Linked DNA regions of Mus musculus: all the other regions are linked to region 2. A link is a contact called in ENCODE Hi-C or POLR2A ChIA-PET data. All regions are on one chromosome and are shown on one strand. Each heading gives the region's core, a stretch centred on a gene start or an enhancer-like site at or near the end of the contact. The rest is flanking DNA. Distances are from core to core; before and after follow the strand shown. Region 1 holds the start of Zfp273 (zinc finger protein 273). Region 2 holds the start of Zfp738 (zinc finger protein 738). Region 3 holds the start of Zfp58 (zinc finger protein 58).

What was found. Hi-C counts contacts between places; a loop is a spot of excess contacts on that map. ChIA-PET counts read pairs that join two places held with the same protein, here RNA polymerase II (POLR2A).
Region 1: a loop to region 2 is called in a map of heart, with 8 times the contacts of the local background. The contact joins the promoter of Zfp273 here to the promoter of Zfp738 in region 2. A Hi-C loop is called at or near these places in 1 of 37 maps with a recorded cell type or tissue (heart). POLR2A ChIA-PET finds 5 or more read pairs at or near these places in 2 of 5 experiments (Patski and embryonic stem cell).
Region 3: a loop to region 2 is called in a map of T-helper 1 cell, with 2.2 times the contacts of the local background. The contact joins the promoter of Zfp58 here to the promoter of Zfp738 in region 2. A Hi-C loop is called at or near these places in 1 of 37 maps with a recorded cell type or tissue (T-helper 1 cell). POLR2A ChIA-PET finds 5 or more read pairs at or near these places in 1 of 5 experiments (embryonic stem cell).

Annotation. Positions count from the first base shown.
Region 1 is chr13:67,812,394-67,815,093 of GRCm38, reverse strand. Zfp273 (zinc finger protein 273) reads right to left here and starts at 1,278. Exons shown (of 4, transcript NM_198322.3): 1 at 1,198-1,278. The coding sequence starts at 1,203. The region is part of intron 2 of 4930525G20Rik (RIKEN cDNA 4930525G20 gene); the gene reads left to right.
Region 2 is chr13:67,682,100-67,684,799 of GRCm38, reverse strand. Zfp738 (zinc finger protein 738) reads left to right here and starts at 1,288. Exons shown (of 4, transcript NM_001001187.3): 1 at 1,288-1,397. The coding sequence starts at 1,362.
Region 3 is chr13:67,499,138-67,501,837 of GRCm38, reverse strand. Zfp58 (zinc finger protein 58) reads left to right here and starts at 1,316. Exons shown (of 4, transcript NM_001007575.2): 1 at 1,316-1,467.

The sequences.
Region 1 (2,700 bases), core at 29-2,528, 130 kb before region 2:
TCTCTCAATCTTTCCACAAGAAAACAAATTTCTTACATCGCAGTCTCTGGTGCAATTTTATGAGTTAATATCTTCTAGTATTTTCCAGTCTGTACTATAGGATCAGTGATAGCTGGGAAGGTACAAAGCTCAGAGCGCCCCCTCTATGAGGTTTTGGTTTTGGTTTTGTTTTTTTGTTTTTTGTTTTTTGTTTTTTTTGTTTTTGTTTTTGTTTTTTGTTTTTTTTTTGCCTCATACAGGTGTGTGAATGTGAGGGTTCTGTCACAGTGGGTAAAGGAGTGATTCCTATCCAAAGTGAGCCGCCCTGAAAACTAACAATTTATCACAAAGAAAACGGGACGAACATCCCATACACCAAACTCCCCCGCAGAACTCCCTGTCCTGGAAACTATGAGCCACACGAACTCAAAACCAGAGTCCTGGGCCTGTCATAGAATATGGGAGGGCTCAGAAAAACCCACTTGCTCTAGATTTCCTGAGGGATCTGACAATAGCAATGTGAAAGCTAGTAACAGCAAGCTTCCCCAGCCAAGGGGCTGTGTGCGCTCTCATCATAGCCTGCTTCCGCACGATCAGCCAAGCCACCCTGCTCTAGCCATGTGGTGTGTCTCAGTGTAGCTCCTTGCTCCATTATCATAAGGTAAAATTGTGTCAATGTGCATTTTCCCTCCTGCCATACGATTCTAGGTACACCTGAGCTTTTAAAGTCACAACATATCGATCAAAGTAAGACGTAAACTCAATACACAGTGACATTGAAAGGTGGAATCATATTCCTACAACAACCTCTTTAAATCTGGTATTTTAAAAGTAGCCTAAAGGTATTGAAAAGCCTTGGGCAATAGCGCTCTTTTGGAGATCTTCGCATAGACTTGTGGGAAATGCAGTCCCTCTAATCATGACGTCACTAGACAGGATTCAAGCTTTCCGATCTCCATTCTTGCACTAGCAGGCCACCTCTCAGGTCCCTGAAACACATGATTGACTCTGGCAGTCGCTCCGTCCTAACAGAGCATTCGCTCCTGGCACCGTGCGTGCGCCCCACCCCTGCACTCTGGCCAAGCCTAGATCTGCATTGCACATCCAAGTGGGCTTCTCTCCGCCTCCCGCCCAGCCCTCACCGGCTCCCTGCACGCCGGACCCGCCCAACCTCAGAGTTCATGAGGTTTGCAAGTCTAGGCTGCACCCGGGACCAACCTCCATGTTAAGCGCGAAGAACAAGCCACACTGTCCGAACTTTGAGAACGCCGCAGAGTTTGGAGAATCACAAATGCAAAATGAACCCGGAAGCACAGAGAGCAGAGTCCTGTCTAGCGGGGTCATGCAGAGAGAAACTACATTTCCCAGAAGTCTATGCGAAGGACTGCCCTGAACCAAAGAAGTCAGAGGGTTTATAGGTCATGGATTGTATTTAACTGGAATTAGGCTCCTTTAAAAATCCCAAATTTACAAAGGGCAATTTGCGAATATGAGTGCAGCCTTTTACAGTAATGTGTATTAAGTTTACTTCTTACTCTGATCAATGCTGTGTCTTAAAAAGCTCAGGGGTTTGAGACAGAAGAATCACAAGTCTATGTCCCAAATTACACACTACCAAAAGAGATGGGGGGCTACTCACTGGTGAAGCACTTGCCTGGAGTAAAGGAGGCCTAGGTTTAACATCCATTATGACACTAAATCAAAGAGGAGAACAAAAACAAAAAACAGAACAATTTTGGTGTGTACACTGAAATCCACAGTTTGGGGCGGATATGGGCTAGGAAACACAGATATCTCTTACCGATAAGCCCCAGAAACCCTTTGAGATTTTCTTCTGTCCTTAGTCCCTTGTCCACACGTTCCTCAATTAATCCGTGTAAACAATTTAATATTTGAGAGAGCTGTGCCAGAGCTTTACCGGATTCTCTTTCACAATCTCACACAACTATTCACCACCAGATGTTCTTCCAGCTCCTGGCTCTACTCTCAATGGGAGGAAAACTGATCTTGGGCTCAATATGGCCAGTGAACTGACTCTTGACACACTATTCATCACTCATCATAGGATTTCTATCATAAGAGATTGCCGCGGAGCACCACAGTCAAGTATGAGGGTCCCTGGAATGAGGGTCCTTGAAGCTAGGTGGATAAGGTTTTGACAGTGACAAATAGAAACAAACACATAGGCAGTTTGAATCTGAGTGTATTCTGCAGCTCTCAAGCAGGAGATATTATACATTAAAAAACTAAACATTACATCTCTTAGAAACTACATCCAAATGAAACATTCACAGATACCAACAAAAATCATTTGGCACAGTAAAGTAGAAAAATCATCCAAGCATTACAACTCTGAAACCATGTATTCAGTGCATTGCAAACAGAACAGGTAACATCATCATAAATCATCAAAATATAACAATTCTAAAAGGATGTATCCAGTGGGGGCTGCCGTCCAAAGCTAGTGGCATATTTCTAGGAGCAGGTTAATAAATCTTTAATGATCAGTGCTAAACTAACTTTCCAGCCCCATGGAATTATTTAACATCTAGTGCCTGATTTTTTATAATCTTCAGTGTATAAATTTAAACTACTTTAATTCTTCCTAATTAAGGCTTTCTTTAACATATACCAAAATCCACCTCCGATGACACATGTGTAGCCATATGAAATTTTATTGTTGGGAAAGTTTTTATCATAATAATTTTGTAAATGATTTAG
Region 2 (2,700 bases), core at 39-2,538:
AGATGTTTAAAATAATGCTTAAATTCAAAGAGTTTTGCTTCAGGTGAACTGTAATCACTAGAAAATTTTGCCTCTAGGTATGGCTAATGTAACTTTACCTTATGTAAGAAAAATTTTTATTGTTTCTGCTTCTATACTTGAAGCCAAGAGTTTTAATCTTTCAGTGTATATTGTTTCCTAAGTGGAAAGTATTTTATTAACTAATGCTTCTTAAAGGAAGTTTACCTTAAATCCTTGCTCTCACCCAAAGGATTCAGAGACAATCCTTTTATTACTTAGGGATTTCGCACAGTCTCTGCTCTGAAACAGCTTGCTTTTGAATTATTGTGCCTCAGGGAAGTATGAAATCTTTTCTGTAATGCCATTTGTAGCTTTAACTCAAGCATGAACTACACAGGAATAAACCTTCCCACGAAAAGATGGGAATTCTCAATACTCCAAGTTTCCAGTCTAACTTCTTTAATACATCGACCTCGTTTTACAGTGATATGAACATATTTCTGATACCTTTATATTCCAGGAGGAACGATCTCAGTGTTCTGCTTAGGAGAAGTGAGGGAAGTACAAGGCAGCTACCAGTAATGTTCAAGTATTATCAAATGTGAATGATGACAGGATCAGTGGAGACAGGAAAATCAATAAAGAACATCAAACCAAACACAGAGGGAAATTGAAGAGCCAGTACACACACCATTGTGATCCTAGGAGCTGTGCCCCTCCTCTTGGGAGAGATTCAGAGGAGGAAAGCAAGTGCTCAGAAAATACTTGGTGGTGACTCACTTTGATTTCTAATTCTGTCTTAAGTACCTGGGATGGTTTCGATAACATCTTAAAGAGATAATGCCCACTCTTACATTATCTTCCTTTTTCATATTTTAAGTAAACCATGAAAGCATTAATTTTCCACTCCGTAGTAAGATGCTAATAAGTAGAGATGTGCTTTTTAAAAAACCAAAAACAACAATAACAACAAAAAAGATCCGAGCTTTAAACTCACAATGTTTTAGAAGAGATAACAAGGAAATGCGATAAACATTACTGTGAAACTCAGCTCACAGGCTAACATCGCGTGCTGTGACCAAAGACTTTTTTTAAAGCCCAATTTCCCTGTGGCTGCCCACATGCTGCAGCCTGTTTTTTTCTAACTTCAGCTGCCCAGAGCTGGGCTGCAAGGCAGGCAATGCACAAGACCTCTTCTGTGGGTCCCTGTAAGTCCTTCCAACTGACTTGTGGGAAGTGTAGTCCCGTCCCTTGTGAGGTCATCAGAAAGGGCCCTCGGAATCGAGCTTCCTTAGTCTTTCTTCAAACTTCACTCCTCAAATGTATGCAGTTGTCCTCAGCACTACATCTGGATTTCTGACATGGAGGTTGGTGCAGGGAGCAGCGCCATCTTTCAGGTCTGAGGGGCTGTGCAGGGTGGCAGGTAGGGCACGGAGGGAGCTGGCTCGGGCTTATTGAGAGGCAAGAAGCTGCTGACCTGGAGATGCTGTGCTGACCTAGGCTGGGCCGCTGCGCCTGGGCACGGGTTTGAAGGGGAAAAGACTGAAAACAACAGGATGGCAAGGGCAGGCTGGGTCAGCTGCCTGCCTGTTCCTGAGATGCTGACAAGAGCGCACTCATCATTACCTAGCTGGCCCGTTCTCACGTGACTGTAGTCAGATTCTCAGGACATACAGAGCACTTGACATGTAGCACCCTCTATACGTTATGTCTTGGACACCACTCCTGGTTTGTGCTCAAACAGCTTCCTAAAGTTCCTAGTGTCCAAGGAGCAAGAATCCTGTGAGGGAGGGCAAACTGTTGTGTGGGATGTTAGTTCCTGTTCCTTTGGAACGAATTGTTAGACTCACGGATGCCCTGATTCAAATAAGATTTTCTAATAGACACCTTTGTGACCTGAATGCGACAATACATGGATATAAAACCACAAAATAATCTTGTAGTTGGTATGAACCAGTGTTTGCACAATCCAAATAAATAGGATTTTACACTAAAGATTAAAAATCACTAGACAATAATACCTCAACAATTCTGAGTATGTGTTGTGTCCAAAATTTTGACTCCTTTTCAGATGTGAGAGACTTGACTTGGTGTGATGAGAAATGGCAGGGGGGGCTAGAAAGTCTGAAAGGGAAGGGGGAAATGGCTCTGCTCATCTTCCAGGCTCTGTACATTGCACTCTAATCTGCAAGGATCTGTACATTGCTCTCTAATCTGCCAGAGTCTGTACATTGTTGTCTCTTCACTTGCTTTTCTTCTTTGTGTTCATGTTATCAGCATTGTCTGAACTCTCTTAAATTTTCCTTTATCCCTTAATGTGACATTCATGTTTACTGACACACCCTTCTTAATAGTTTTAGAAAAAATTCTCCCAAGTTTTTCAACTGTATTTGAAAAGCTGTAAGATAGAACTGGAGAGATGGCTCAGTGGTTAAGATATCTGGCTGTTCTTCCAAAGGTCCTGAGTTTAATTCCCAGCAACCACTTGGTGGCTCCCGACTATCTATAATTGGATCTGATGTTCTCTTCTGGTGTGTCAGCAAAAGAATGCTCAAAGAAAGAAAAGAAAGAAAGAAAGAAAGAAAGAAAGAAAGAAAGAAAGAAAGAAAGAAAGAAAGAAAAATACTTTCGGTCTTATGGTTTACACATAGTATGTTTATGATCATTCAAAAATGCACAGTTCTCCTCTTGAAAGGTTAA
Region 3 (2,700 bases), core at 67-2,566, 180 kb after region 2:
TCCTCAACTGAAGCTCCTTTTTCTGTGATAACTCCAGCTTGTGTCACGTTGACACAAAACCAGCCAGTACAACAGCCAAAAGGCACAAGTTCCATAGGTAAATAGGAAACATTCCATATATGCATACATGGATAGAAAACCTCTGCTTTGTAGAGAGGAACTTGGGAAATATTTGGATTATGTATAACGTCATATAATGCAGTCCATTGAACAACCTTTTAAAGGAGTTACCATTCTGAGCTAGATAAAACTACACAGTCAGGTCATGTGCCTCCCTGTAAAGGATACATTAATGAAGGGTCCTGCACAGCTCTGGGGTGGGGGATCCTTGTTAGTTCATATTGTTGTTCCTCCTATAGGGTTGCAGACCCCTTTAGCTCCTTGGCTACTTTCTCTAGCTCCTTCATTAGGTGCCCTGTGGTCTATCCAATAGATGACTGGGAGCATCCACTTCTGTATTTGCCAGGCATTGGCATAGCCTCACAAGAGATTGCTATATCAGGGTCCTGTCAGCAAAATCTTTCTGGCATATGCAATAGTGTCTGGGTTTGGTGGTTGTATATGGGATGGATCCCCAGGTGGGGCAGTCTCTGGATGGTCTTTCCTTTCATCTCAAGAGCTGAACTTAACTTTGTTCAATTATTAAAACCACCTGTGTGGTCTTGGCCCACTTCCTGTACTGTATGGGTTCCAATGTTCACAGGAATAGTTTTACCAGTTGTAGAATCTGATATATATATGACTCACACCGGGTATCAGTACAGAAGAACAAGAATTATTTATGTAGCATAGTGTTGAGCCAAAGCCATTACACCCAAAGGCTTTTACCTTAAACTAGCTCCCTATCCATCTTATTTAGAAATAAGGTCTCTATAAATAGCCCAATCCAACCTTGGATCCTGGGTCCTTCTTCCATAAGCCACCAGGCAGCTAAGAGCATAATAAGGCACATCAATGCTGGTTTGAAAAATCATCTTTAAAAGATATTTTTTTATTCCCACACTAGTGATTGCTTCGTCGTGCTGATTTTTTTTTTCAAGGAGTAGTAAGATTAAAATCACAACACATGGACAGGAAAGGACCTGAAACCCTAATATTTCTGTCAAAGGCTCGACTCATATTCATATATCTCATGTTGTGGATCTGGAGATGAAAACCAGCCTGACTTCCCAATGGCTGTCAAGCATAGTAGGCTTCTTTCTCTCATACACTCCTGTGGGTTGCCAGTGACAAATCCAGGAACAGCCCTAGCTGATTTCCGGGAAATTCTTCGCACAGACTTGTGGGAATTGTAGTCTGGCCACTGTGTCGTCACAGGGACCTGCTCCGGAAACAGTATTTAATTGAGTCTGAAAGTGTGCTGTTTCTCCAAAGTTGGGTGAGAGTGCTGTCCTGCTCAGCTCTCGAGTTGCATCGCTGACGTAGAGGTTGGTCCAGGGAGCAGCGCAGCCTGAGGCATTGTTCGAGGTGCGGGGATCCATCTGGCAGCGAGTAGAGCAGCGATGGGTGGGAGGTCGGGAGAAACTGACCTGCGCTGTCCTTACATTCTGGTCCATAAAGATACTGGTCAGGGCTGGGGAGAGGGCGTGTCTGACGGTGCCCTGATTGATGTTTGTCAGAACTCTGAGCACAACGCGAGTCTACCGTGGGCTTCTGGGACAGGAGTGCAGGATGGTTGCACGGGAGTGGGGTATGGTGTAAAGATCAGGCTTGGTGGGTCAGCTGACGAACTTGCATCTCAGGCGGTGCTGAGAGCTCACTTTCCCGCTTGGCTGGGGAGACTTTGTTACTAGCTGAACCTCACTCTCAGATGAATCTTGAGGTTTTCTCAGTTCATCTAAAATAGGTGGGTTTTCTGCCTCTCGAGCGTTTCACAGCACGCCGGTATGATCAAGGATTGTCATCGTTTTTCTCGGCCAGTCGGTGAATTAAACGGGTAAGAAAAAAATCAGAGACACAACAGGTCGTAGCTGGGAAATTCTGGGGCACCGTGGACAAATCTACCAGAATCACCTGATAAAGAAAAGCTTTGACTAGGGCTGAGGGAAAACAGGTGCGGTGGGCACATGGAGAGAAGCAACCACTGGCAGGCAGAGTGAGGGGTGGGGAAGCTGATGTCCCGCTTCACCTTCAGGGCTGGCGTTTCTTAAGCCTTTGAAGGGTTCCATCCCTAAGTTTTGGTTGATTACTTTTCAAGAAAGACAGGATGTCTACTTGGCCCACAACTGTTGTACAAACATTCTTCGATCTGGTCTTGAACTTGAGCCAGTCCATTAGCAGGGACCCCCGGAGCAGTGGGGGGAAAGCTCACCTTGTTTTAGGCTGCTAAGCGTTTGTGTGAGGTCAGCAGGGTGAGGGAGAACTTAAAGAACGTTATGCATTTATGTAATTTAAGGTAAACGGACCTCATTCCCATTCTGGAATTCTCCTTGTCTGAAGCAGCCACAGTGGTTTACACCCCTCCCTTGCTTTTCTGCCTCTTGCATGGCTTCTCCTTCCTTACACTGCACATCAAAGTGTGTAGAATGCATCTCTAGTTAGCCAAAACAGAAACCCTGCTCCTGCTCCTCACGTGGGGAATGAGAGCCAGATTTACATGTGGCATCAACCAGTGTACTGGCTAGTTTTGTGTCAACTTGACACAGGCTGGAGTTATCACAGAGAAAGGAGCTTCAGTTGGGGAAATGCCTCCACAAGATC